Regions from separate parts of the Homo sapiens genome. Here region 2 is linked to region 1. Evidence: chromatin loops called from intact Hi-C (ENCODE). Cell type or tissue: HepG2. All regions are shown on one strand. Links, peaks and the distances in the headings refer to the core of each region. The heading gives the core; the rest is flanking DNA. Region 1 has its middle 57 kb from the start of OTOR. Region 2 has its middle 160 kb from the start of OTOR.

Evidence for each region. A loop is a pair of places that touch in the nucleus more often than their neighbours do. Peaks named below come from ENCODE experiments on the same cell type or tissue, not always from the same donor. Only the 100,000 strongest peaks of a DNase experiment are listed, where the experiment ranks them.
Region 2: a loop joins it to region 1, with 20 times the contacts of the local background. A loop is called at or near these places in 2 of 110 quality-filtered maps.

Annotation. Positions count from the first base shown.
Region 1 is chr20:16,797,251-16,812,585 of GRCh38, forward strand. No RefSeq gene overlaps it. Among named protein-coding and RNA genes, the nearest start is that of OTOR, 57 kb to the left of the region's middle. In HepG2, for the core only: CTCF peaks have their summits at 4,868 (motif pointing right) and 6,894 (motif pointing right); DNase peaks (open chromatin) are centred at 4,881 and 6,921; H3K27me3 peaks cover 2,886 bases.
Region 2 is chr20:16,898,167-16,913,501 of GRCh38, forward strand. No RefSeq gene overlaps it. Among named protein-coding and RNA genes, the nearest start is that of OTOR, 160 kb to the left of the region's middle. In HepG2, for the core only: a CTCF peak has its summit at 6,785 (motif pointing left); no DNase peak of the experiment used is centred there.

The sequences.
Region 1 (15,335 bases), core at 2,635-10,634:
CCACTTATAAGTAAGAACATGACTTATCTGATTTTCTGTTCCTGCCTTCACTTGCCAAGGATAATGGCCTCCAGTTCCATCCGTGTCCCTATCAAGGGCAGGATCTCATTCTTTCTTATGACTACATAGTATTCCATGGTATATATATACCACATTTTCTTTATCCAGTCTATCATTGATGAGCATTCCATGTCTTTGCTATTGTGAATAGCACAGCAATGCACATATGCGTGCATGCGTCTTTATAATAGAACAATTTATAGTCCTTTGGATATATAAGTAATGGGATTTTTGGGTTGACTGGTATTTCTGTCTTTAGGTTTTTGAGGAATCACCACACTGTCTTCCACAATGGTTGAATGAATTTACACTCCCTCCAACAATATATAAGCATTCCTTTTTCTTTACAACCTCACCAGCATGTTATTTTTTGACTTTTTATTAATAGCCATTCTGACTGGTGTGAAATGGTGTCTCACTATGGTTTTGATATGCATTTCTCTAATGACCAGTGATGCTGACCTTTTTTTATATGCTTGTTGGCTGCATGTATGTCTTCCTTTGAAAAGTGTCTGTTCATGTCCTTTGCCCACTGTTTAATGGGGTTGTTTGTTTGTTTCTCATAAATTTAAGTTCCTTATAGATGCTGGATATTAGACCTTTGTCAGATGCATAGTTTGCAAAAATTTTCTTACATTCTGTAGGTTGTCTGTTTACTCTATTGATAGTTTCTTTTGCTGTGCAGAAGCTCTTTAGTTTAATTAGATACCATTTATCAATTTTTGCTTTGCTTTTGGTGTCTTTGTCATAAAATCTTTGCCCATGCCTATGTCCTGAATGGTATTGCCCAGACCCCATTGTCTCAGTCCAAAAGTGTCTTAAGCTGATAAGCAACTCCGGCAAAGTCTCAGGATACAAAATCAATGTGCAAAAATCTCTAGCATTCCTATACCACCAACAGTCAAGACAAGAGCCAAATCACAAATGAACTCGCATTCACAATTGCCACAGAAAGAATAAAACACCAAGGAATATAGCTAACAGGCGAAGTGAAAGATCTCTACAAGAAGAACTACAAACCACTGCTCAAAGAAATCAGAGAGGACACAAACAAATGGAAAAACATTCTATGCTCATGGATAGGAAGAATCAATATTGTTAAAGAATCAATATCATGAAAATGGCCATTATTCTCAAAGCACTTCATAGATTCTGTGCTATTTCCATTAAACTTACTGTTGACATTCTTCACAGAACTGGAAAAATTATTTTAAAATTCATACGGAACCAAATAAGAGCCTGAATAGCCAAGACAATCCTAAGCAAAAAGAACAAAGCTGGAGGCATCATGCTACCCAACTTCAAACTATACTACAGGGCTACAGTAACCAAAACAGCATGGTAGTGGTACAAAAACAGACACATAGACCAATGGAAGAGAATAGAGAACCCAGAGATAACACCACACACCTACAATGATCTGATAACATGAGTAGCAATTCTAAGTAAGGGGACAGAAGGAATAAATAAAAAGCCTGAGAAGTCTGTTAGACCTGATATAAAATAATAAATCAAGAGAATGAAAAATCAATATGGATTTACTGCACAAGCTCATCTGGAATAAAAAAGAAGCAATTAGTGAAAAGAGCCAGTACAGTTTTAAAGAGACAAAACAATGAGAATAATGTGCTCCTCCTTCTAATATAAAAATAAACTGGATAGCTATTAAGATTAGAATAGCATTTCTCTGGTTGGAACCCTGACGAACAGCTCAATAAAAAATAATGAGTCCCAAAAGACACCCTAATTTAAAAAAAATGCTCAAAATAGGATAAAGGAAACATCACAAATCAAGAATGAAGTAGCATAGGGTGAGAAAGCAGATTGTTGTTTCACATTATATGCCCAAATAAAATCTAACCAAAAAGAATTAATGGAAACAAAACAAAAACAACAATTTTGTGATAAACTAGAACAGTATATGACTTTTAGCTGGATTTCAGTGGGAAATGGCTTCTTTAGCTTTAAAGTGATGGAAGAATTTACCACCACTCAGCCTTGCTGCGTTGCTCCGGCTGTGTTGGTCCACTCCGGGCACAACTAACTGATCACAAGGTGTCAGGGACTTTATTTCATCTTAATAAATTGTCTCCTGGCAAGTCTGAATGAACAGATTAGGACCTGATGTCTTAAAACAATGTTTATCATACTGTGATCAGTAAACCAGCTACATCTGAATGTCCTGAGGTAAACTGTTACATAAATAAATAAAAAGACAGAAATGTTTTAAAAAGATAAATTTTTAAGGAATTCTAGATTCTGTCTTAGGTATGTTGAATCATTATCTCTTGGACATACAAAATCAAAATAAGCTCAGGACACTACGCATTTTAACCACATTCTTAACACAATAGCAAGTTTTGAGAATTACTGGCTTGACAGAAGCACTGTTCAGTGGACCAGAAGGAGAGGCTTTAACAGAGATACTAGAACATAGTGGTGGTATCTCTATTGTGCCCTCCTAGGGATGCCCGGAGAAAGGTCCTGGTTTCTCATCAGGACAAGTCAGATTCTCTCTGAGTATGATAAACCTGCCCAGTCCCTGTCTCCCCTGCCTTTCTTTCTGGGTTTACAACCTGCAATTGGCATGGTTTGCTGAAAACCAATGGTTAGAGCGTAAAATAGAAATCTCTGTATATATTTTCTAGAAACAGCCTCCATCATTTGGATAAAAAGTGGTAATCGGCCATTTGTTACCACTGACTTTTGTGAGAAAATTACTGTTGAGTACATCTAGAACAATGAATTGACTTGCTCAATCTTCGTTTAACCTTCCTTCTAAGTTTGAGAGGTTTGAAAGCCAAACACTGTATTTTTCAGATTTCTTTGCCGTTAGAGTTCTGGAAGCAACTTAAGCTTTGTGATTAGATTGACTCACATGATGTTTGGATCATAGGAATGAGGTGAAAGCATCTTCCTGCATACGTGTTGGCTGAATCTGTTGGGAAACAAGGAGATTCTGAAGCATCTTGCCAAAAGACTACTGAGTTTTCTGGCCCCATAGACACCAGTGGCTTCTCGAATTTGGGAGAACTCCAGGGGTGGTCTCTGGGCCGGTAGTTTCCCTGGTGGGTCGCTTCTGCAATGTTCCAACAGCTGATGATTCCTGAAGCCCAGCCCAGAATGTGCTCCTTTAGGTTCAGCAGTGACTTTGTAAATGTCTGTATTAAATCCTTCCCTGCTTAAAATAAGCAGGGTGGGTTCTGTTCTTACCCCAAACTGTAATGGATACAACAATAATCAAGGGTTTGGAGAGTTCATCGTTGAGGTGTCTTGACTGGGTTTTAAATTTGTCAGTGAAACTGACAAATTTTCTTGAAGAAGTGGTAAAAGCTATTAATTTTATTAAATATTGGTCCATAAATATGTATCTTTTAAATTATCTGCATGATGAAATGGGAAGTGTGCAGAGAGCACTTCTGCTGTACACCAAAGTACAACATTCATTCAGAGGAAAAACTCTTGTCTGGTTGTTAGGGTTGTGAGGGTTGTAATCACTTTTTTTTTGGTGGAATGCTATTTTTACTTGAAATAACTGACAGATAAAGTAAGGTTATTCAGATTTGGGTGTTGGGTGTTTTCTAAAAAATAATCAGAATGAATGTGTCATTTCGAGGAAAACCAGTTGGTACTTGGTGAAAAAATACGAACTTTCAAGCAAAAACTAGAATTGTAGGAAATGTGTATTCACCACAGTGAGCTTGACATTTTCTTCACTTAAAGACTTTTCTGATATGATTAGTGATGAAATTACTACACACATTTTTTTTTTTTTTGAGACAGAGTCTCGCTCTGTCGCCCAGGCTGGAGTGCAGTGGCACAATCTCAGCTCACTGCAAGCTCCGCCTCCCGGGTTCACGCCATTCTCCTGCCTCAGCCTCCAGAGTAGCTGGGACTACAGGCGCCCGCCACCACGCCCGGCTTTTTGTGTGTGTGTGTGTGTGTGTGTGTGTGTGTGTGTGTGTGTGTGTGTGTGTATTTTTAGTACAGACGGGGTTTCACTGTGTTAGCCAGGTGGTCTCAATCTCCTGACCTTGTGATCCACCCGCCTTGGCCTCCCAAAGTGCTGGGATTACAGGCGTGAGCCACCGCGCCCGGCCACTAAACACATTTTTGATTGCACAATGTAATGTAGTACGTTAACACTTGGGAGGTCTACATAACTCAGTAGCCCATATTTTCCTGAGAAGTAAGGTTACAAAATCATGCACTGGTAAATATCTATGCAAAGTGGAAGAGAAACCAATAGATTTTAATGTAACTGTGAAGAAAAAGTTCACTGACACATTTGCAGATTTCACAGTGCAGCTCAACTTCAAGAAACTATCACTCGTCAAGTTTTGTTGTAGTATCCAGAAAGAATATCTACAATTATTTGAAAAGGCTATATATTTGTGGAGGTTGAAATTTTCTTCATGTAATCAACAGAAACAACATATTTAGATTTAATGTAGAAGCATATATGAGAACCCAGATGTCTTTTATTAAGCCCTATGCTATAGATATGCAGGATTTTAAGACAATGCATCTTATTGTTTGGAAAGCAACGCTACTTTTAATAATATATGTTATTCACCCTAATATGTAACAGGTTTATTGTTATTTTAATACATAAGAAAATACTAAAATTTTCTGCTTCAATTTGTAATTCTATAAATATCGATAGATATGGCCCATTTGCACAGAAATTCTTTACGGCCCTCGATAATTTTTAACAGTATACAGGGATCTTATGAACAAAAAGCTTGATAACTGCTGTTTTAGAGAACAAGCAAGTCAATACCACCTTCCGCCAGGAGATGCCGCCACTAACACATGTTGCACACTGACGGCTTAAATTTGAGGCTTCAGGGTCTGCAATACACACAGGTGACTTACATCAGTTTAATTTTTCACTTAAGCTAATGGTGAGAAGAAGACAATAGAGAGAGGAAGACCATCTCTAAGTCTTAATACAATTCAAAATGAACTTCTGATCAGACCTAGGCAGGGAAACAAGAAAAACAAAAGAAAGGATGATCTCAAAACTGCAGAGGGGAAACAATCACTGTTTATTGGCACCGCCTGCAGCAGCGAGCGCTGCCCTCTCCGCATCGGACCTCCAGGCTGGAGAGCACCCCTGGATTTCCAGCTATAAATGAGGTCAAGCTTTTTCCGGAAGGAAACTTTTCCACTGCTCTCGTTGCTCTTTACATAAAGAGCAAAATTCCTAGCCACGAACTTCAAGTTACTGTGAGACTTGGCCCTGACCCCAGTCGTACACCCTCCAATGCCCACAGACTGAATCTATTTCACCAAATTTACAGAAGTGGTTCTCTGAGCAATACTTCACAGCCATGGAGCTGTCTTAAACATGATGTCATTTCCCTAGTATCATGAAATATTATATAATATTATTTATGTAGCTTGTTCTCTGGGAAATCTGTTCTGAGAAATTGCGTCATCTCCAAAACGTAGTGCCCAACCACCTGGAATATAATTATGATTATTAGCGGCTAAATATTGTGAAGTCTCTGTTCCTAATTGTCCAGAACCATTAGCAATGCCTTAGAATGTGTATATTTCCCTCCCATATTGATGTCCCCGCACTTGAAAATAATCAATCCCTTCTAATTTACAGTTGCTGTGAAATATGAAATGTAATGATATCACTACCAACTGATATCAGTTCTGGAGCACAGTCATATTCTTTTCTGATTTTTCTTTCTTTGTTTCCTGTTCTTCATGTGAATCCTTTTTGCTGTGCTGATTTGGGCTCACTAATTTTTCCTCTGGATTTTCATTTCTCTGCCTTCTTCAAGGGAATCCCTGTGCCTTCTGCTGATTTCATATCTCCAGCCTTACTCTGGCTAACTCACACTCACTCCCCTCCTACCCACTGCCAGCCGAGAAAGGGTGGTGGCTCTTTCTTCATCTGCAGAAGAGGAATCTCATGTGTGTATGGGAGAGGAAAGTTCAATGCCCTGGTATGGGTCATTCATCAAATTGTCTTCTATCCTGCCTTCCAGAGATCTAGGTAAACTAGCTTGGCCATCAATGCCATGGCTCATCAATGTCCAAGACCCAATCTAAAAGATTGGCTAAGAATTTTGGGAGGCTTATGTTCACAGGGCCTTCTCAGTCTCCAGGCTTCTTATACTTCCAGTCTCTGCTTTGCCCTAGGATGCGTGAAACAACACCCCCTTTGAATTTTGCCTGAAGTCCACTGGCTGAAAGCATTGATGAGCATTGTGCACTTTGTGGGGTCATTTCAGGGGAGTTCAGAAGACAGCAATAGAATCAATTTTGCAATGGAATGGCAAGCAATACTATTTTCCTTTGTCGTCCCTCCCCTCACCTAGTCCCAGCCGCCTTTTGCTTTGCTGGCTGTTTTTATCCATCCTCCCTTGGCTCTCATCTCTTCTCTCATCTCTCCTCATCTTCCTGGATCGGTAAGTCCTCCCTTCTGCAGCTTGGCACCAGCAGGCAGAAGGCTGCAGAAGGGAGGGCAAAAGACTTACTGATCCAGCCTTCAGCAGGCATTTTCTTTTGGAAATTGATATGCTAATTCTAATATTATATGGCGATGCCAAAGACCTGGAACAGCCAGAACACTGAAAAAAGAACAACAAATTTGGAGGGCCAACACTCTCTGATTCCAAGAATTATTATAAATCTGGGTGATCTTTAGAAAACTCTGATGCCCAAGCCACACTGCAGAACCATTAAATTTCCATCTGTAAGTGTGGGGCCCAGCAGCAGGAGTTTTTAAAGCTCCCCGGATTATTCCTCTGTGCAGCCCAAATTTAAAGCTGCCCCAAGCCGGCGTATTTCATTAGTCCTCTAGAGGGCGCCCCAAGCTCGCAACTGACCGAGGAATGGCGCTTGCAACTAAATAGATGGTCACCAGACCTTCTGAAGCTGACTTTATCAGACAATCAGATAATGTGGGGAAAGAAGGAAGAATAAAGAATAGAAACAGCCGAGCGCGGTGGCTTATGCCTGTAGTCCAGCAGTTTGGGAGACTGAGGTGAGAGGATCGCTCGAGGTCAGGAATTCAAGACCAGTTTGGGCAACATAGCAAGACCCTGTTTCTACAAAAAAAAAAAAATTATCTGTGCATGGTGGCATGAGCCTGTAGTCTTAACTGCTAGGAAGGCTGAGGTGGGAGGATTGCTTGAGCCCAGGAGGTCGAGGCTGCAGTTAGCTATGATTCTGCCACTGCATTCCAGCCTGGGCCACAGAGTGAGACTCTGTCTCTAAATATATATATATATAAAATATTTGTATAAAATATATTACTATTATTTTAATATTTTATTTAATATTATTTACTATTTATATGTATTATATATATGTATGACTGATGAACACTACCACTGGCAGTATTATTTTTTTAGTTACATTAAGTATTTGTCATGTAGGGGAATTGAAAACAGTTTAACCGCTTTTGATTCTGTATCAATGGCATCCTTGTATGAAAAGAAACACTAATTCTAAATTAATCTTTGTGGCTAATGGGACTTTAGATTTAGCCTGGCCGTTGGAACCTCATCAGTCTTGGCTCTGGTTTAATCTTCTAAGCAAGCACTTCCACGGTCCTACATGTCCCTTTTGTTTCAGCCGTGCTGGTCTAATCACCTTTTTCCAAACTTGAGGTCCTACTGCCCCCCTAGGTTAAGTGGCACCTCCCTAGGCTGACTTCGACATTCCCCAGCCCTGTCACAGCTCTGGTCTGGATGCTGATTAGGAACTTGTTAACATCTTCCTGGCTCATCGATACCCCCTGTAATTTTGAATTGTTTTATGCCTTGACCGATCAACTAGAGTGTATACTTTGTGAGTCCCAGGACCTCATCTTTAATAATCATGAGTAGTACTTGCATATAGATGGTTGATCCATATTTGCTTGATGAAAATATTTGTTCTGGTTTGATGAGCTTAAAGTGAGTTTGAGAAAAGGGTCCAGTTTTACCATTTTCTCCCTAGGTCTTAGCATCCTGCCTGGAACAGAGAAAGCACTTAACACACCATTGTTGACTGAGATGTATGTGTCCATGTTCAGTACCTACTTGCACAGGAATGTGATTTTCCTTGAGCCTATTCCTTTAGGCTGAATCTTGCTCCCCCTCCCTCTCCTCCTCCTGGCCCTCCCACTTCTCATTTGCTTTTGCGTTCAGCTCTCTTAAAGGAACTACTCTGAATACATAGTATTTCCTCCCTTTATGCTGTGGATTGCCTTCCCTCCCTGCTTCTCCCCTCTTATCCTCCCCATCTTTCCCTTGTCTTTCTTATACATGTGTTTTTTGTTTTTTAAATTAATACATTAAATAAGATTGAGGTAGTGAGGAGTTAAGTAATATTTTAGATATTTGCAACAACTCTAATGCATCTGCATATATCTGTGGTTTTATTGGTGACAAAATCATGGGAATGGCCAGTACTGCTGTGGTTTATCAACCTACACTCAAATTGAACAAAATGTTACATTTCAGTAGAGTTTAGTGAAAATAAAAATGTGCTTCTCCCTCATGAATTCTCTTAATTCTGTTCAGAAACCCATGGTGGCAGGAGAGGTTTGTGATTCCGCAGGTTAAGAACCTCTTTTCTACAAAAATATGACAAACACAAGATTTATATTTAATGGTCAAATGAGTTCCTTTTCTTTCCTTGTTCCCTCCCTCCCTTCCTTCCTTCCTTCTTTCCTTCCTCCCTTCCTCTTTCTATTAAAACCATTTAAATTTTCAGAAAAGTTTCTAAGTTGCTATCTTTAAGTGCAAATTTCTATGGGAAACACCAGAGACTGCTCTCAGTAGTTCTCAAACTTAAGTGTGCATCAGAATCACCTTCAGAGCTTGTTAAACTTCAGATAACAGTTCTCCACTCCCAGCGCTTTGATGCAGCAGGAGCCTGAGAATCTGCATGTCTGACACGTTCCGGTAATGCTGATGTTACTGGTGTGGGATGCCTCTTTGAGAACCACTCCCTTTAAACCTTCAAACTCTCTCACACAGAGCCTGACATTCCGATGTTCTGGTGGTTTGAGTTGCAAGTGACCATCTTGGAAGGAGCATTTGCTGTAGTCAGGGTGGAGCAAGAAGCACCACTGGTGTGTGATCAGGAGGCGACAGGACTGTGGGAGACAAGCTTGGGGCAGACCCCGTGGGCACTGGAGGCACAGCTGATGTGGCAGATGACCAGGGTGTTTTAACCCGCACCCCTGGTCCTGCTGAAAGCATCCCTGTAAGCTTTATAAAATCAATCAAGGAAGAAGGGAACAACGATAAACCAAGCTTGCAGCACACTCAGCACTAATCAGTAGGTCAGCTTGCCTTCTGCCCGGCTTCCTCGTAGTTGTTTTCCTGTTGTCCTAGAATCATGTAAACCCTATCATAAGATTTTAGCTCCTCTTGCCGGGGGCGGTGGCTCACGCCTGTAATCCCAGCACTTTGGGAGGCCAAGGCGGGCAGATCACGAGGTCAGGAGATAGAGACCATCCTGACTAACATGGTGAAACCTGTCTCTATTAAAAATACAAAAATTAGCCGGACGTGGTGGCGGGCACCTGTAGTCCCAGCACTGGGGAAGCTGAGGCAGGAGAATGGCGTGAACCCCGGAGGTGGAGCTTGCAGTGAGCTGACATCATGCCATTGCACTCCAGCCTGGGAAAAAAAAAAAAGATTTTCGCTCCTCTTAACTGCTCTATAGATAACAACAAAAGGTTAAGTTTTCTATTTGAGATATTCTTTCAGGTCCTGCAAACTCGTGAAACTACTGACGCCAATGAATCTGAAGGACCCCACGAGGAGCTGACTCACCAAAGAATGTAGTTTCCACATCCTGATTATTTCACTCCTGTTATCACAACCAAACAGCAACCCCAGTTTTCTAGGCCCTTGCCCCCATAATCCCCTTAAAAACCCCAGCCAAGACCTCCATGGGGAGATGGGTTTGAGGGCCCCCTCCCGTCCCCTGGCCTGGCCTCCCTGCAATCACTGAACTCTTTCTCTGCTGCCATCCCTGCTGTATTGGGCTGTTATGGCACAGCAAGCATCCGTGCCTGCCGATTCTGTAACACCACCTGAGTTTGCCAGTGCCTGTGGCAGTCAGTCCTCAGCATGCTGACATTTTTCAGCATGTGGGGATTTTCCCCTGCACCCCCAGAGGGTGAAATGACACCCCTTGGGGCAGCAGCTGCCAACCCATAGGGTTTGTGGCGATATTCCCCAGCCTTCCAGTTCTGGGTGCAGTCCACACCCTTCCACAGAGCTGGCTTGAGACTCTGTTGCCCATAGCAGTCATCACTCATTAATCTTGCTTCAGTGGCCATTTCCACCCTCCCTGCCTCATTCTCTCCTCTTTCTCTTCCCTCCTGCTTCCTGGAATCACCTTCCAAATAAACCTACTTGTTCCCAAGTGCTTGCCTCAGGAACTGCCTTTCAGGAAACCCAGTCGAAGATGTGTGTTCACATCCTAGCCTGCCACTTCCCTTCTGGGTGACCCTGGGCAATGAAATAAATCTCTTGAGCCCCATTTCCTTGCAGTGCCATAGGACAGCACTTCCATCTCCCAGAGTTATTATGGAGACAGACTGAAATAATATTCAAGAAGAATCCTGGGCTAGTTCCTGGCCCTGCAGTGTAGGTGCTCAGGAGATATTAGTTCCCTCCACCCCTGAGGTTGGTTGCTTTCTGAGAGGAAGAGGGAAGAAGGCAGAGGAAGAAATTAATTTGCTAGATCCATGAAACATGCAGGCAAGGGGTTTGCCTTAGGCACAGTGAGACGGATGAGTGGGCAGATCAAGTCTTCATCCCCAAGAATGCAGCTCTTACTCTTGGAGAGTTCTACTGACTCTAAGTAAAGATGTTCCTGGTGGCCATGGATGCTGTGAGCCATCCTGCTTCTGTTCTTGGATTTACCAATCTTCACCTGCAACACCTCCTCCACAGAATCTATCTGATTTCGGCAGTTGGGTTTTGGATCGAGGGGACTACCTCATTAGCTATATGACAATATTCCTCTTGCCCTTTTCCCTCCATCTCATTTCAGGAAGTGGTTTTGTCTTTTTATTACTTTTAAAAGTTTACAGCAGAAACATTAAAGAGATGGTTGGTGTTCATTGATTAGTTTGAATATGGGGCTCAATTTATTTATGGTTTCATTCTGTAAAATAGGAAGAGAAGTAGAAATGCCTTTGAACTAATTTCAGAATTCTTTGCTCAGCAAACCTTGTCATTCCCAGGCAATAACACAACGTTGCAACAGAATCCAAATGAGAGACACTGATGGGGAGGGGAGATCAATATAGGTTTTCTCTCATTTCTCGACTCACTTTGTTGAGTTTCCTGCAGGCTCTGTCTGTGGAAATACATTTCTAAGTACATTTGCTGCAGGCAGATACATCTAAGGGGCAGAAATAGAGCAAGACGGAGGTAGTAGATATACGAAGAAAAGATGAAATGCAAGAGAAACCAAAGCAAATACAAATTTAGAGTGACAAATTAATTCTTTTGGTACTTAGAAATGATTTTAAAAGTCAGCTTTTAGAAATTCATATTCAAAAGAAAGCATCCTTTGGAAACAATTTTACATGTAATTCGAAGCTGGGAACTGTGGCCTCTGAAGCTGGTCTTCTCCAGCATTCTATCCCACCACTCTCACTCAGCCAAAAGAGCTGGCACAAAGCCGGGCTGCTCATCTTTCCAGCTCCTGGCAGAGCAGTGGAGGATGACAATGGATCACGGAGATCAGGGCCCATTTAAAACAGACAAATAGAATTTGAGATGCAGACCACTAAAAGCTCAAGAGCTGAGGTGAATCAATTCTCCCTTTGATTGGTCATGGCAAGCTGTTTCCTTAACCACAGTAGACTACGGGCTACTTGTGTCCAGAATCATATTTGACACATTGTTATTTTTTGCATAGTACCACTGGGGCTTTGAAAAAGCTTTTTTCTTTTTTTTTTTTGCAAATAGTTTTAACATTCAGATTTTATTGCATGACTCTTTGGTCTTGCATTGTGTGTGTGCACACACGTGCATGCATGTGCATGTGTGTAAGTAAGGTGTCATATATCAAATGCATGCATGTGTGCATGTGTACACACACACAGTATTGGGGTGGAGAGAGAGAGAAATCCTAAACACAGAGCTCAGAAATTTGCATTTAATTCAGCTGGTTAAAGGAGTCACTGAAAGTTTGTGAACAGCAGACTGATAAAGTCAACATTTCCCTTGAAGAAATTTATACTGGTGAAGTAAGGATCAATTGTCTAAGAACTGGTTATGCTGGAGGTTGGTGATTAGTAACAGAAAGAATAGTTTGGAAGTTCTTGAAAATCGGATGGATAAGAGATAAGAAGAAATAACCCAGCAATACCAGCAATAATAACAGACATGAAGTAATGTATGTGAGAGACATTTAAGAAGTGGGATGTTCATGATGTGGCAATTCCATGCGGAAGGGAACGAAAGAAGGAGCCACAGAAATCTCAGAAATGCAATGTATCTGTATTCATCTCTGGGTCAGGACCTCATTAAAAGACAACCCCACCCAGTTATTCCTAATGTTCGATAGAATTTCCAGAGGAAATTCTGCTGCCTTTTCTGATGGCTGTGTCTTCCAGCCACTGCTTTCCTAATATTCTTCCAACTGTCTAACCTGAGCATTCTCACATCCAATAGAACTTCTTCCTTATACGCAATTGGTTTGAGGATTACAAAATTATTTCATAAAGAAGGCAGCCTTTTAATATTGAGTATATTCTGTTTAATAGGGAATTTGGTTTCACTTGGAAGTTCAGCTGAATCATCTCAGAGAGAGAAGATGGCCTCCTCATCTTTAGGATGAAATAAAAGTACTTTAGAACACACAGAAAACCTGAACTCTGGGCCCTCAGGCTCTCCTGGGATGGCAGGACCCAAGAAGAGAAGAGGGTGTCAGTGTGGATGCCTTTGATGGCTGGACATTAATTACTGTGGTTTCTGGAAGCAGTGGGTCCTCAGCAGTCCAGCCTGTGGTCAGTGGGGAAGACACTTGTGAGGAATGGCCTTGTGGTTTTCCTGAGCCAGACTCCTTTCTTATTTTCTTGATGTCATATAAATCAGCTCTGGGTTTTTTATGATCTAATAGAGGGGGCGGGGGAGCCTCAGTTAAGGTCTGATATTGGATATCTCATTGTCTTTGGTGAGCAGAAGCTGGGTGCTCAGCTTAATTTGTTTTAAGGAAAAAAAAACGGAGTGATTCATCTACCAAATATTGTGAACCACAAATACCTGTTTCAGTGATTAAGATGTAGGGCTCTGTACTTTTATTCCGCTGGTTATTCAGAGGTGTCTTCTAGAGCTAATTTAATTAGATTTACCTTGCTGTGAAACTCTCGATGTCAGGGACTTGCTGATGCTGGAGTGGAAATTCACCACTGTTAGTATTGTCAGTGGCCTGGAAAATGTAAGATAGGTTGTGGGTTATTTTTTTGGCCCTTGTTAAAGGTGTATGTGCCTTCAGGATAAGTTCTTTATGAGGCTCACCCGTGATCATTTTGAGCTAGTTATACCATCCAGAAGATTAAAATTGGGCATCCTTCACAGCTGGTGTAGGTCCCGTATTGGGGAAGTTCAAAGTAAGCCAGATAGGACTAGAAACCACTGGAGATGGGGATCAACCCAAGCATGAATCTGAAGCATGTTTCTAGCTATTGCCTAAGTGCAGGTAAGTGAACCACATGTTATCTAATGAAATCTGAATGGCTAAGTCCTAGGACACAACATTCAAAACACTCTAGCCCACCTTCACGCAAGGAAATGTGGCCAGGGCCCACAGGATGAACGTGACTCTAGCCCACCTTCAGGCTGTGGGCACTGGCCATATTTCCTTTATTTTGTATCAGGAATATCTTCCACTTGCTGTCTCCAAGAACATCAGAGGTTGCAAGAATCAAATTTCAGTTTGCCCTATGCCTACTGAAAATTACTTTCTTCTGATAATTTCCCTTTTGTATGTCTTCTGTATCTTTAAACTAGCATCCAATATCTGTAAGTGAAGAAGTGTGTTTTACACTTTTTCATCATCTGTGTAATGTCTGACATGCTTAGGACATTCCTGTTGAATTGATTGAAACACAAAGAGAGTTTGTAAATGTTTGAGAGGCTGTCTTTGCCATCATAAACCCATGGCTTTCAGTGTATAAAGGACTATAATTTCAAGAGCTAATTTAAGCTTTGTCATGCTCTATGAGGTTAGTATTATCATCTCTGCAAAATAAGAAAGCCACTTTTGGGCAGAAATCTATAAACAGGAAACTTTTTTTACTGAAAGAAAAGAAGAGTTTGATAATCCCTGTACCTCTCAACTGCCACGTAGTAAGAGGTAGCTTTGTCCCATAGAAATGCTGTGATAATTCTTAAAAAGAAAAATGTGTGTGTGTGTGTGTGTGTGTGTGTGTGTGTGTGTGTGTGTCTGTATCTATATGGGTGAAATGGTTTGGCTGTGACCCCATCCAAATCTCATTTTGAATTGTAGCTCCCATAATTCCATTGTATTGTGAGAGGGACCCAAATGGAGATAATTGAATCATGGGGGCAGCTTCCCCCATACTGTCTCATGGTGCTAGGTCCCATGAGATCTGATGGTTTTCTAAGAGGTTTCCCCTTTCACTTGGTTTTCATTCTCTCTCTTGCCTGCTGCCATGTAAGACATGGCTTTCACCTTCTGCCATGCTCGTGAGGCCTCCCCAGTCATGTAGAGCTGTAAGTCCATTAAACCTTTTTTTCTTTATAAATTACCCAGTCTTGGGTATGTCCTTTATCAGCAGCATGAGAACAGACTAATACAATGGGTATGTATCATATATATGATACACATAATATGACACACATGTTCAAAAAAACCCCTAGTCATCCAAATAGTGAAATGATTTGCTTTGAGTCTTAACCAGGATTTCTGAATAAAACTCTTGAGAATCTGCACCAAGCCTTGGAATTTGTTATGTAGATAAAGAAGGTAGATCATTCTGTATCAATCTAGAAGACACCATAGATGAATGAGTAGAAATTACTCCAGAAGGCAGACCTAAATGTGATATATGAAACATCTTCCCTAAAAAGATGGCATAACTACACATTCACATTTAATAAAATTCCAGTCTCCCCAGCGGTCTTTATGACATGAGACAATTTCTACCCAAACAAAAAAATAATGCATACATGCACAGTGAAAATGTTTGGTAAGACTGAGTTTAAAATGGCAATAGTGTGTTTTTCTTTCATTGTACATACCTGTGTTGTGTGATATTTATC
Region 2 (15,335 bases), core at 3,186-11,185, 100 kb after region 1:
TCTCCCTTCCCAGGTGTTGTTAATAACTGGGTTTTTTTGGCAGTTCCTGTATTCAAAGAAAGAAATCAAAATGTATTGAGCCCCATGAATGTGCCAGACACTTGGGCTTGGCATTTCTGATGAGTTATTTATGTGATCTTCATAAAAACCCAAAGAGAAGAAAAACATGTCTTGTGTTTCATACAGAGGGATATTTGAGTTTTGTTAGAAGAACCCTTGAAAGGCTAAAAGACTTTATGACCTAAAGGGATTTCTATTGGTGGAATTTCCTGCACTTTATGGGGGTGGGAGTGATATTTTCATTGAGGAGGAAAGCAGGGATGGCATGTGCTGTAAGGAGACTGCACTTCTGAAGGGCAATCTGTCAGGACTCTGAAAACAGAAGTACTCTGAAAACAGAAGTACATTCCTATCACATAACTCAGCAATTCCACTCTGGGTCATAGGTCCCAAATAAACTGTCCCCAAGGTCCACAGGAAACAGGAAAGATGCCCCTGCAGCATTGTCTGTGGTGTTGGTGGGGCAGTGGTTTAGAGATCATCCACATGCCCACCACGGGACGGATGAAAAACACGATCATGCCGGCTTCTGGGAGCAGAGGCCTGGAGGTGCCTCCAGCCACACAGGGAGCTTACAAATATAATGCTGTGTAAAATGAGACTTATAAGCCCAACTCCATTTATATAAACATAAAAACATTTCTTGCATTTTACAAGAACACATACAAACAAAAGGATGGATGTCAAACCATTAGCATGTTTGCCTATGAGGTGGGATAGGGAAATGAAACTGGCGAAGTAGGACAAGAGGAGATTTAATAAAACAAGACGAGGGTTTTGCACCATCAATAAAGAGAGTTGCCATGAATTCAGGAATATTAGTAAAGAAAAGCAAGATACAGAGATGAGTAAAGGAAATCACATAACAAATGACAGTCCCCAGAGAGCTTCCTGATGTGCCTTCCAGGGCTGGGACCAACACAAAGATGTTGTAGCCTCTGTGGGCTCACGTCCAGGGGAGCAGCATGTCCTTTCGGTGCATGAAAGTCAGCTATGGCTTCTGAAGACCTCATAGCTGAATCTCTGTTCTGATAGCACTAAATTTAGTGCCTTTTTATCTGCCTGCCTCAGGGTGGATCTGCGATCTTTAGGCAATAGCAGAAGAATTTGCCTGCTCTCTATCCTGGAAAATCTATACATAGGCTGGATTATTTACTGGCATCAAAGAAATCTTTGAGGTGGCTCATTTGACTCTTCATTTTATGATAGAAGAGTTGAGGCACCAAGAGGAAAAATAAGGTGAGTGACAGAATGAGACTAGAACGTGACATCTTGATTCCTAGTCAAGGACCATTTCTGAACCCCTGTTGCATAGAGTCACTCAGGGAGCTATTGAGAAACAGGATTCTAGGGCCCCCTGTACCTGAGGTTTGGATTAAATAGGTCTGGGGGAAAGCTCAGGAGCCTGTATTTTCTAAAAGTCCTCTGTTGATACTGAAATGAAGCTGGGTTCAAAAACCACACTCTCCTATCCTCAAATACATCCACAAAGGACAGTAAAGGGAGAGGGTATAATACTGGCCAGTATGTTTAGAACATTTTCAATCTGAGAGGCCAAGGGATTTCTCTTGTGAGAAACATCTACAGGGTACCCCAAACAGGTAGAGAGGTTTTTGGAGGTCCTCTTATTTTAGGGACAGTATAATCCAACTTCCTGGCATCCTGCTCCCCACTCTTTTGCTCCCCAGGTGGGACAAGCCACTTGGTGACAATCAACCGATTTCCACTCTGTTCTTCCTTAGCTAATTAGGTACTGCGCCACTATTGTGATGCATCCTACCCTGGCTACCAGGGAAGATGTACATAAAATGAGATGGGGAACCATCTCTTAAAGTCATCCCAGGCCAGGTGCAGTGGCTCACACCTGTAATCCCAGCACTTTGAGAGGCCCAATCGGGTGGGTCGCTTGAGCCCAAGAGCTTGAGATCAGGCTAGGCAACGTGGTGAGACCTCGCCTCTAGAAAAAAACAAAATGAAAATTAGCTGGGCATGGTGGCATGTGCCTGTAGTCCCAGCTACTCGGGAGATTGAGGTGGGAGGATCACTTGAGCCCAGAAGGTAGAGGCTGCAGTGAGCTGTGATACAGCCACTGCACTCCAGCATGGGTGACACAGAGAGACCCTGTCTCAAAAATTAAATTTAATTTAATTTAATTTAAATTTAAAAACTTAGCTGGGGATGATGGTGTGTGTCTGTAGTCCTAGCTACATGGGAGGCTGAGGCAGGAGGATTGCTTAAGCCCAGGAGGCTGAGGCTGCAGTGAGCTATGGTTGTGCCACTGCACTCTAGCCTGGGTGACAGAGTGAGACCCTGTCAACCCTGTCTCAAAAAAGCCATCCCAGGCCCATGGGGGAGGTAGGGGAATGAATCACTACAACGACAGAGAACTGGAAGACAAGCGGGGACTGAAGAACTGAGATCTGGATTGGCAAAATAGTTTTCCTCAGGTGGCATTTTTATTGCAAACTAAATTTTATGTATTTATTCTTCAATGTTATTTTTTGTCTCCCAAAACTGTATATAACAATTTCACAAGTAACATAAGAATGTCTCAACTTTGAGATTACAAGGTTATTATGGGTATTTTGAAAGCTTAAGATGGTCACTATAGATAAATGACCAGTTTCTAATTTGGTGTTAAAAAGGATTCTCATGAATCATAGTGGATGTCAATTGGATTGTCTGGCTCCAGCTTCTCTTCCTCCTCTCATTACAGCTAACGAGAAGCAGGTGTTTTATACAGCATACCTCTGTCCTTCTGGCCTCAGTTGATTGGTCTAAGGGTGGGCACCTGACCCACGTTGGGCCAGTCAGACCCTTCTCTGTGATTTTTGGACTTCTTAACAAGAAGGATGAGACAATCTTGCTCTACTTTCTGAAGCTGAGGGCTCCTCTGCGTCGGGCACTGTCCTAGACTCTGAGGCTATGGCACTGAATAGAGAAGATGATGTGTCTTCTTTCGTGGTAGGCAGTTAGAATCTGGTAGATGTGGGGAGACAGATAATAAATAAACACACACAAAAAATATAAAACGCATAAAGCACAAAATTGGTCACCCAGGCATCATCATTATAAAAATTGTTTCATTTATAACAATAATAGCAAACACTAGTGAACCTCTATTGAGCACTTACTATGTATGAAACACAATGCTAGTGGCTTTATATGTATTAACTCATTTAATCCTCAAAACCACCCAAGGAAGTGAGTTCTGTAATTAATCCCATTTGGAGGGAGGCTCTTATTTTATCAAGAGGCAATGATGAAAACTATAGAGAAGAGCAGAGGTGAGACTTTAAGTTAATGGTTCCAGATTTTCCTAATGCCCAGCTGTGTTTCTGCCTGTACAGTTACTTATGTTGTTCGTTTTTCTTCATTTCATGAGTTAATAAATTTTCCTCTGTCTTTAAACTTTCCAAACTGAATTTCTGTTATCTGTTACCCCGAACTGCCAAGACACTATGGAAACTTATCAGGATTAATCAAGTGACCTCTACATGCGTGGCAAGGACAGGTGTTAATAAAATGCCAAGGATGAGCTGACATGGACACAGCTCCAGCCCTCGAGAAGCAGCTTGCAATTCAGTAAAGACACTGAGACAGCAGGGACAGAGGCTGCAAGAGGAAAATCAGTGATGTAATTCATCTTCTCTCTTCATTTTGCCCTCCTTTGTGGCAGGCACACCATGCATAGCACACCCCTTATTTGTGCAACCCTGATCATTCTGTGAGCTCTATGACCAAAATGCCGGCTCCCGGACAGTGGGGCCCCAACTGCCCTGACACCTGGTGGGCCCCTGATTCCAGCATCCACCCTACACACAATTTCAGATTAACGAAGAAAAAATTTCGAGGTCTGACTATAGCTGTCAGCTTTCAACTTTTGTTTTACAGCTTGAGTTACCCATAGCTTTTCACTCAAGTGACCCACTGTCTTTTGGGTGTGTGTGGAGTGGTGCAGATGACAGTGGACAACTCAGGAGTACTAACTGCTGTTTTCTTCCTCCTCTGAAAGTCTACCTCAATGCCAAGTGAGTCTACATAGTGGAATGAATGGACAAATAGCCTGTGGAATGGGCAGGATGGCCTACGAATTAGATCTTGGGCTTTGGAGTCAGACTCCAGATGAGACAATTACTAGCTCTATGACCTTGGGGGAATCACTGCCCCATTGCACTCCCCAACTTCCTCCACCTGTAAATGTACATGCTTCCCATGTAACACTGTTTCAAGGATTAAATAAAGGAATGCACTTAAATGCTTAAATAGTGCCTGATACACAGAAAGCACTTCATAAATGGCAGTTATCACTATGCCCATACGAAAGCAGAGTGAATGAATAAGTAGAGCTATATGTACAGTAAAATAAGTCTCAAAAACATAATGTGTAAAAAAAAGCAAAAGAAAGTTGCAACAGGGGCCAGGTGCAGTGGCTCACACCATAATTCTAGTACCTTGGGAGGCCGAGGCAGGAGGATCACTTGAGGCCAGGAGTTTGAGACCAGTCTGGGCAAAAAACTCTGACCCTGTTGCTATAAAAAATAAAAAATAAAAAACAGCCAGTCATGATGGCATGTGCCTGTAGTCCCAGCTACTCAGAAGGCTGAGGTGGAAGGATCACTTGAATCACTTGAGCCCAGGAGTTTGAGATTGCAGTGAGCAAATATTGCAACACCGCACTCCAGCCTGGAAGACAGAGTGAGAACCTGTCTCAAAAATAAAATAAAATAAAATAAAATAAAAAGAAAGACAGGTGCAACAGGATACATAAATACAGTGTGATACAATGTATGTAAAATTTCAAACACAAAATAGTATATGTTGCTAATGTCCATATATCTCTGTATATTACATAAATATAATTGTGTATATAAAGTAGCATTATATAGTGCTATATAGGCATAAGTTGTATATCATGCTACTTTATATATACAATATATCTTTTGTATATGTAAAATATATATATACACACGGCTGGGCGTGGTGGCTCACGCCTGTAATCCCAGCACTTTGGGAGGCCGAGGCGGGTGGATCACGAGTTCAGGAGACCATGCTGGCTAATACGGTGAAACCCCATCTCTACTAAAACTACAAAAAATTAGCGGGGCGTGTTGGCAGGCGCCTGTAGTCCCAGCTACTCGGGAGACTGAGACAGGAGAATGGCGTGAACCTGAGAGGCGGAGCTTGTGGTGAGCTGAGATCGCGCCACTGCACTCCAGCCTGGGTGACAGAGGGAGACCCTGTCTCAAAACAAACAAACAAACAAACTATATAGATATATATATATACACACACACATATATGTACACATATATATACACATATATACGCTTATATATATACATATATATGTATACACACACACAAGTGGGGTGTGTGTGTGTGTGTGTATAGTATATGCAAAGTAGCATGATATACTGCTTATGCCTATATATGTGAGCTACCTCCAAAGGGGCAAGTGACAAAAATGAAGGCTTCTTATACTGCTTATGCCTATATGGCAGTATATTATGCAATTATATACATATATATAATACACACACAGTTGTGGTTTTATATGTGGGTGCTGCATGTGTGTGTGTGTATGTATGTATATTAGAAAGCACAAAACCTTGTAATAGGAAATAGATGTACTACTTTCCAGATAGTAGTTACCTCTGGTGGTGATGGTCTGGTCATGGTAATGGTGTGTGTATGTTCACAGAGAAGTGGTAGTCTGCACGCTTGAAATGTTTCATAATTAAAAATTTTGAAAAATGCATTAAAAAAACTTCCATCTGATAACTAGAAAGCTGCCTTCTTCATCTGTATTCCACTTGGCTACTCGAACTCCCTTTTTGATATGCAAGAGAAGTTGCAATGTGATACCCATCTGAAATGTGAATTTTTAATAAGGATTTGGGAACTGGGATAGTTCCAAATTGGGGTAGTGTGGCTGGAGAGAGAGGGTGAGGTGGGAGAAAGACCAGGAGCCTGGAGACTGGTTTTTATAAATTTACATTGTTCATTTTTATATGATTTGGAGAAAGAAAGAGACTTAGAGGGAGACATCACAGACAGGTTGTGTAATCTTTCTTGGTTCGTGTTCTCAAGTATGAAATCGGAATAATAAATCGTATTTTACGAGGTTGCTGTGAGAAGTAAATAAACACAGAACATGGCACTTGGTAAGCATACCAAATACCTAGTGTTATGACATTCAATTTATATTTGAAGCTTATATGTGACAGACTTCAGGGAGGAAAAGAAATCTATCATTGCCAAGCTGAAAGATGGTTTCTGCAGGAGTCAGAGCACCCAGTGGAATCTCACTCCTCCAAATCAATAGATGCATTCAAAATACCAAAAATAAAACATCAAACGAACTCTTTCCAGTGTGGTTCTGAAACCCAGCACATATTTTCCTACCCTGGGATTTGTCAGAGCTTCATGCATACAGTGCAGGGAGGGAAAGTAGGAAGCTCCTATCACTCTGTTTCCAAGCAAGACTAGGTTGGATGTGGGGAAGGGGTGAGTAGCTCAGCAAAGCTAAGGGAAGGCAATATTTAGGAAAGAAAGTGTTGCAGGTAAAGGAGGGAGATGCTGCAGAGAGAACAGCGAGTATGTGAGGTACCCCCAAAGCAGCAAGTGACAAAAAAGAAGGCTGAATAAGTCCATCCATCTGATGCCATGGATGAAAAAGCTTGGCAACGAACGGGGGTGAGAAGTGGGAGCTCCCTCGTGTGGCAGCTCCATACTGGGGAGACCTCTGAGTCTCCTAATCCAGCTTGTGACTTTAAGGTGAACTGAAAGAAAGATGTAGTCAATCTATCCATCAGGGAACTAATGTAATAAGGAGACTTGAAGACCATAAATGAATCTTCAGTAAGGGGATAGGGTGCTCCTTGCAACTGGAAAAGTCAAAGCTCCTCGATAATGCCAATTCTGCCAATTATTCAGTTCCTGTACTGTTAGACTCTTGTTCTCTATAGACATGGACATTTAAATATATAGTAAAACAATATGTTGCCATTTTGGCTCAAACTTCACCAAAAATCATTTTTGTTGCCGTAATCCCAGTGCTTTGGGAAGCTGAGGCCGAAGGATCACTTGAGGCCAGAAGTTTGAGATCAGTCTGGGCAACATAGTGAGATCCCACCTGTACGCAATATTTAATTTTATTTTTTTGAGACAGAGTCTTGCTCTGTCGCCCAGGCTGGAATGCAGTGGTGTGATCTCAGCTCACTGCAACGTCCGCCTTCGAGGTTCAAGTGATTCTCCTGCCACAACCTCCTGAGTAGCTGGGACTACAGGTATGTGCCACCACGCCTGGCTGTTTTTTCTAAAATATTTAAAATTTTTAAAAAACTTAGCCAGACATGGTGGTGAGCATCTGTAGTCCTAGTTACTTGGGAGGCTGAGGCAGGAAGATCACTGGACCCCAGGAGTTCAAGGCTGCAGTGAGCACTGATCCTACCACTGCACTCTAGCCTGGGCTAGAGAATGAGAGAGACCTCTCTCTCTCTCTCTCTCTCTGTCTCTGTATATGTGTGTGTGTGTGTGTGTGTGTGTGTGTGTGTGTGTGTGTGTGTGTAGTTACTGCTGCTTTTAGCATAGTTACTGCTGCTTTTAGCCACAATAGATGACAAAGGGAATGTTTGTAGACTGTAAGCCAGGAGGCAACTTGATATGGTGAGAAAAGCATGGATTTGATGTCAGATATACCCAGGCACAGTCATTCATTCACTCAGTCAATGAATATTTATAGATTATGTACTATGTGTTGGATTTGCAGCATTTACGTTCTCGTGGAGGAAGGCAGGAATTAGGAAATGAATGGCAAGATGATTTAAGGGTGTGGTGTGTGCTGTGAAGAAAGTAAAGTGAAGTGGTAGAATTCAGAGTGGCTGGGAAGAGTGGGGAGCCTTGGAGTGGACAATTAGGAACGGCTTCCCTGAATGCTGAGTAGCCAGCTGAGTATAGCAAGAGCTCAGGCCCCTGCTGGAGGCAAAGCCCTTGACATATTTAGTAGAGTGAAGGCTGGGGTGGCAGAGGGCTTATGAGTGAGGGTGATATGAGATACTGTCTCAGAAGAAACTTTAAGTACGAGTTTCATTAGTTATATGATCTTATCAAGTTTATCTGCTTTAGGTTCAGTTTGCTAAACATAAGAAGACAATGGTAATACCCACATCAGCGTGTTGTTAGGATTATAAGTACTAAATAAAACATAAAGGGCTTGGTTCAATGTCTGAAATGTAGTTAGTGTTCAATAATGAGAGTTATTGTTATCACTCTATTATTTGGTTCAATTATTTCATCAAGTTTCCCAATAAGTTTGGATTTGTATTGGGCTTTTGGGAATTTGCCAGAGGTTGAGAAGTTAGAAATACTTTGTATTTTTGGAGAATTGAGAAAGCATCTATCTGTTGGAAAGGTTTTCTGGTGACTTAGTATTGTGGGGATCAACAGCAGGATAACCGGATAAATTAATGGTAGGGGCTTAGAAAGGTTGCTGAAACTGAGGATAAATGGTAGAGTCCAGTCTGTATTTCCCTCAAATTCTTTCAATAGGAAACCTTTTTCACCATTCTAGATTGATGTGAACTGGATCATGTCGCTCCTCCGCCCAAAATTCCCCAGTGGCTTCTCATCTCAATAAACTCTGACGTTCTCTCATGGCCCCCAAATCCCTGGGTGATGTAGCCTTCTTCAGCCGTGGGGCCCTTGCTGCTTCTCAAACACACTGAGGACCATTCCACTTCAGGACCTTTGCATGCGCTGTTCCCTCTGCCTCAAAAGCTCTCCCCTACATCCCTGAGTGGTCCACTCCGATTCCTAAAACATGGATTGGATGTTACCTATCCAGAAAGGCCTTCTTCAATCACCACATCGAATAAGACTTCTCCTGTTCTCACCCTGCCTTAGTTTTCTTCAGACTCAATATTACTGCATAAAATGTGATTTCTTTGTCTATTTAGCTATTTACTGCCTCCTTCCATTAGAAAGTTCTCTCCATATGGCAGGGACTGGGTTTTGTTCACTATGGATGCTCCAGCTCCAGGAATGCAGTTAGATTTAGAATAAATATCTGCTCAGTGAATGGATATACAGTCCTCATGGCTGGGAGCTTTTCCCAAAGTCTATAACCAACTTTGTCATTTCTTTACATGCCACTCAGCAAATCTCGTTATTCATTCATTAAACTCTTTTTTTTAAATTTTATTTTTTATTTTTATTTTTGTTATACTTTAAGTTCTAGGGTACATGTGCACAACGTGCAGGTTTGTTACATCTGTATACATGTGCCATGTTGGTGTGCTGCACCCATTAACTCATCATTTACATTAGGTATATCTCCTAATGCTATCCCTCCCCCCTCCCCCCATCCCACGACAGGCCCTGGTGTGTGATGTTCCCCTTCCTGTGTCCAAGTGTTCGCATTGTTCAACTCCCACCTATGAGTGAGAACATGCGGTGTTTGGTTTCTTTTTCCTTGTGATAGATTGCTGAGAATGATGGTTTCCAGCTTCATCCATGTCCCTAGAAAGGACATGAACGCATCCTTTTTTATGGCTGTATAGTATTCCATGGTGTATATGTGCCACATTTTCTTAATCCGGTCTATCATTGATGGACATTTTGGTTGGTTCCAAGTCTTTGCTATTGTGAATAATGCCACAATAAACATATGTGTGCATGTGTCTTTATAGCAGCATGATTTATAATCCTTTGGGTATATATCCAGTAATGGGATGACTGGGTCAGGTGGTATTTCTAGTTCTAGATCCTTGAGGAATTGCCACACTGTCTTCCACAATGGTTGAACTAGTTTACCGTCCCATGAACAGTGTAAAATTGTTCCTATTTCTCCACATCCTCTCCAGCACGTTGTTTCCTGACTTTTTAATGATCGCCATTCTAACTGGTGTGAGATGGTATCTCACTGTGGTTTTGATTTGCATTTCTCTGATGGCCAGTGATGATGAGCATTTTTTCATGTGTTTGTTGCCTGCATAAATGTCTTCTTTTGTGAAGTGTCTGTTCATATCCTCCGCCCACTTTTTGATGGGGTTGTTTGTTTTTTTCTCATAAATTTGTTTGAGTTCTTTGTATGTTCTGGATATTAGCCCTTTGTCAGATGAGCAGATTGCAAAAATTTTCTCCCATTCTGTAGGTTGCCTGTTCACTCTGATGGTAGTTTCTTTTGCTGTGCAGAAGCTCTTTAGTTTAATTAGATCTCATTTGTCAATTTTGGCTTTTGTTGCCATTGCTTTTGGTGTTTTAGACATGAAGTCCTTGCCCATGCCTATGTCCTGAATGGTATTGTCTAGGTTTTCTTCTAGGGTTTTTATGGTTTTAAGTCTAACATTTAAGTCTTAATCCATCTTGAATTAATTTTTGTATAAGGTGTAAGGAAGGGATCCAGTTTCAGTTTTCTACATATGGCTAGCCAGTTTTCCCAGCACCATTTATTGAATAGGGAATCCTTTCCCCATTTCTTGTTTTTGTCAGGTTTGTCAAAGATCAGATGGTTGTAGATGTGTGGTATTATTTCTGAGGGTTCTGTTCTGTTCCATTGGTCTATATCTTTGTTTTGGTACCAGTACCATGCTGTTTTGGTTACTGTAGCCTTGTAGTATAGTTTGAAGTCAGGTAGTGTGATGCCTCCAGCTTTGTTCTTTTGGCTTAGGATTGTCTTGGCAACACAGGCTCTTTTTTGGTTCCATGTGAACTTTAAAGTAGTTTTTTCCAATTCTGTGACGAAAGTCATAGCTTGATGGGGATGACATTGAATCTATAAATTACCTTGGGCAGTATGGCCATTTTCATGATATTGATTCTTCTTATCCATGAACATGGAATGTTCTATTTGTTTGTATCCTCTTTTATTTCGTTGAGCAGTGGTTTGTAGTTCTCCTTGAAGAGGTCCTTCACATCCCTTGTAAGTTGGATTCCTAGGTATTTTATTCTCTTTGAAGCAATTGTGAATGGGAGTTCACTCATGATTTGGCTCTGTGTTTGTTTGTTATTGATGTGTAGGAATGCTTGTGATTTTTGCACATTGATTTTGTATCCTGAGACTTTGCTGAAGTTGCTTATCAGCTTAAGGAGATTTTGCGCTGAGACGATGGGGTTTTCTCGATATACAATCATGTCAACTACAAACAGGGACAATTTGACTTCCTCTTTTCCTAATTGAATACGCTTCATTTCTTTCTCCTGCCTGATTGCCCTGGCCAGAACTTCCAACACTATGTTGAATAGGAGTGGTGAGAGAGGGCATCTCTGTCTTGTGCCAGTTTTCAAAGGGAATGCTTCCAATTTTTGCCCATTCAGTATGATATTGGCTGTGGGTTTGTCATAAATAGCTCTTATTATTTTGAGATATGTCCCATCGATACCTAATTTATTGAGAGTTTTTAGCATGAAGGGCTGTTTAATTTTGTCAAAGGCCTTTTCTGCGTCTACTGAGATAATCATGTGGTTTTTGTCTTTGGTTCTGTTTATATGCTGCATTATGTTTATTGATTTGTGTATGTTGAACCAGCCTTGCATCCCAGGGATGAAGCCCACATGATCATGGTGGATAAGCTTTTTGATGTGCTGCTGGATTCGGTTTGCCAGTATGTTATTGAGGATTTTTGCATCAATGTTCATCAGGGATATTGGTCTAAAATTCTCTTTTTTTATTGTGTCTCTGTCAGGCTTTGGTATCAGGATGATGCTGGCCTCATAAAATGAGTTAGGGAGGATTCCCTCTTTTTCGATTGATTGGAATAGTTTCAGAAGGAATGGTACCAGCTCCTCCTTGTACCTCTCGTAGAATTTGGCTGTGAATCCGTCTGGTCCTGGACTTTTTTTGATGGTAGGCTATTAATTATTGCCTCAATTTCAGAGCCTGTTATTGGTCTATTCAGGGATTCAACTTCTTACTGGCTTAGTCTTGGAAGGGTGTATGTGTCCAGGAATATATCCATTTCTTCTAGATTTTCTAGTTTATTGGCATAGAGGTGTTTATAGTATTTTCTGATAGTAGTTTGTATTTCTTTGGGATTGGTGGTAATATCCCCTTTATCATTTTTTATGGCATCTATTTGATTCTTCTCTCTTTTTGTCTTTATTAGTCTTGTTAGTGGTGTATCAATTTTGTTCATCTTTTCAAAAAACCAGCTCCTGGATTCGTTGAGTTTTTGAAGGTTTTTTTGTGTCTCTATCTCCTTCAGTTCTGCTCTGATCTTAGTTGTTTCTTGCCTTCTGCTAGCTTTTGAATGTATTTGCTCTTGCTTCTCTAGTTCTTTTAATTGTGACGTTAGGTTGTCAATTTTAGATCTTTCCTGCTTTCTTTTGTGGGCATTTAATGCTGTAGATTTCCCTCCACACACTGCTTTAAATGTGTCCCAGAGATTCTGGTACATTGTGTCTTTGTTCTCATTGGTTTCAAAGAACATCTTTATTTCTGCCTTCGTTTCGTTATGTACCCAGTAGTCATTCAGGAGCAGGTGTTCAGTTTCCATGTAGTTGAGCAGTTTTGAGTGAGTTTCTTAATCCTGAGTTGTAGTTTGATTGCACTGTGGTCTGAGAGACAGTTTGTTATAATTTCTGTTCTTTTACATTTGTTGAGGAGTGCTTTACTTCCAACTATGTGGTCAATTTTGGAATAAGTGCAATGTGGTGCTGAGAAGAATGTATATTCTGTTGATTTGGGGTGGAGAGTTCTGTAGATGTCTATTAGGGCTGCTTGGTGCAGAGCTGAGTTCAATTCTTGGATATCCTTGTTAACTTTCTGTCTGTTGATTTGTCTAATGTTGACAGTGGGGTGCTAAAGTCTCCCATTATTATTGTGTGGGAGTCTAAGTCTCTTTGTAGGTCTCTAAGGACTTGCTTTATGAATCTAGGTGCTCCTGTATTGGGTGCATATATATTTAGGATAGTTAGCTCTTCTTGTTGAATTGATCCCTTTACCATTATGTAATAGTCTTCTTTGTCTCTTTTGATTTTTGTTGGTTTAAAGTCTGTTTTATCAGAGACTAGGATTGCAACTCCTGCCTTTTTTTTTGTTTTCCATTTGCTTGGTAGATCTTCCTCCATCCCTTTATTTTGAGCCTATGTGTGTCTCTGCACACGAGATGGGTCTCCTGAATACAGCACACTGATGGGCCTTGACTCTTTATCCAATTTGCCAGTCTGTGTCTTTTAATTGGAGCATTTAGCCCATTTACATTTAAGGTTAATATTGTTATGTGTGAATTTGATCCTGTCATTATAATGTTAGCTGGTTATTTTGGTCATTAGTTGATGCAGTTTCTTCCTAGCATCAATGGTCTTTACAATTTGGCATGTTTTTGCAGTGGCTGGTACCGGTTGTTCCTTTCCATGTTTAGTGCTTCCTTCAGAAGCTCTTGTAGGGCAGGCCTGGTGGTTACAAAATCTCTCAGCATTTGCTTGTCTATAAAGGATTTTATTTCTCCTTCACTTATGAAGTTTAGTTTGGCTGGATATGACATTCTTGGTTGAAAATTCTTTTCTTTAAGAATGTTGAATATTGGCCCCCACTCTCTTCTGGCTTGTAGAGTTTCTGCCAAGAGATCCACTGTTAGTCTTATGGGCTTCCCTTTGTGGGTAACCCGACCTTTTTCTCTCTGGCTACCCTTAACATTTTTTCCTTCATTTCAACTTTGGTGAATCTGACAATTATGTGTTTTGGAGTTGCTCTTCTCGAGGAGTATCTTTGTGGCATTCTCTGTATTTCCTGAATTTGAATGTTGCCCTGCCTTGCTAGGTTGGGGAAGTTCTCCTAGATAATATCCTGCATAGTGTTTTCCAACTTGGTTCCATTCTTCCTGTCAATTTCAGGTACACCAATCAGACATAGATTTGGTCTTTTCATATAGTCCCATATTTCTTGGAGGCTTTGTTCATTTCTTTTTACTCTTTTTTCTCTAAACTTCTCTTCTCGCTTCATTTCATTCATTTGATCTTCAATCACTGATACCCTTTCTTCCAGCTGATTGAATCAGCTACTGAAGCTTGTGCATTTGTCACGTAGTTCTCGTGCCATGGTTTTCACCTCCATCAGGTCATTTAAGGACTTCTCTACACCAGTTATTCTAGTTAGCCATTCGTCTAATCTTTTTTCAAGGTTTTTGGCTTCTTTGCAATGGGTTTGAACTTCCTCCTTTAGCTCGGAGAAGTTTGATCGTCTGAAGCCTTCTTCTCTCAACTTGTCAAAGTCATTCTCCATCAAGCTTTGTTCCATTGCTGGTGAGGAGCTGCGTTCCTTTGGAGGGGGAGAGGCGCTCTGATTTTTAGAATTTTCAGCTTTTCTGCTCTTATTTTCCCCATCTTTGTGGTTTTATCTACCTTTGGTCTTTGATGATGGTGACGTACAGATGGGGTTTTGGTGTGGATGTCCTTTCTGTTTGTTAGTTTTCCTTCTAACAGTCAGGACCCTCAGCTGCAAGTCTGTTGTAGTTTGCTGGAGGTCCACTCCAGACCTGTTTGCCTGGGTATCAGCAGCACAGGCTGCAGAACAGCAATATTGTTGAACAGCAAACGTTGCTGCCTGATCATTCCCCTTGAAGTTTCATCTCAGAGGGGTACCTGGCCATGTGAGGTGTCAGTCTGCCCCTACTGGGGGGTGCCTCCCAGTTAGGCTACTCGGGGGTCAGAGATCCACTTGAGGAGGCAGTCTGACTGTTCTGAGATCTCAAACTCTGTGTTAGGAGAACCACTGCTCTCTTCCAAGCTGTCAGACAGGGACATTTAAGTCTGCAGAGGTTTCTGCTGCCTTTTGTTCAGCTATGCCCTGCCCCCAGCGGTGGAGTCTACAGAGGCAGGTAGGCCTCCTTGAGCTGCGGTGGGCTCCACCCAGTTTGAGCTTCCTGGCCACTTTGTTTACCTACTCAAGCCTCAGCAATCGTGGGCGCCCCTCCCCAAGCCTCGCTGCCACCTTGCAGTTCAATCTCAGACTGCTGTGCTAGCAATGAGCAAGGTTCCATGGGCGTGTGACCCTCCAAGCCAGGCACAGGATATAATCTCCTGGTGCGCCGTTTGCTAAGACCGTTGGAAAAGCGCAGTATTAGGGTTCTAGTGACCCGATTTTCCAGGTGCCATCAGTCACAGCTTCCCTTGGATAGGAAAGGGACTTCCCTGCTCCCTTGTGCCTCCCGGGTGAGGTGATGCCTTGCCCTGCTTTGTCTCATGCTCGGTGGGCTGCACCCACTGTCCTGCACCAACTGTCTGACAAGCCCCAGTGAGATGAACCCAGTACCTCAGTTGGAAATGCAGAAATC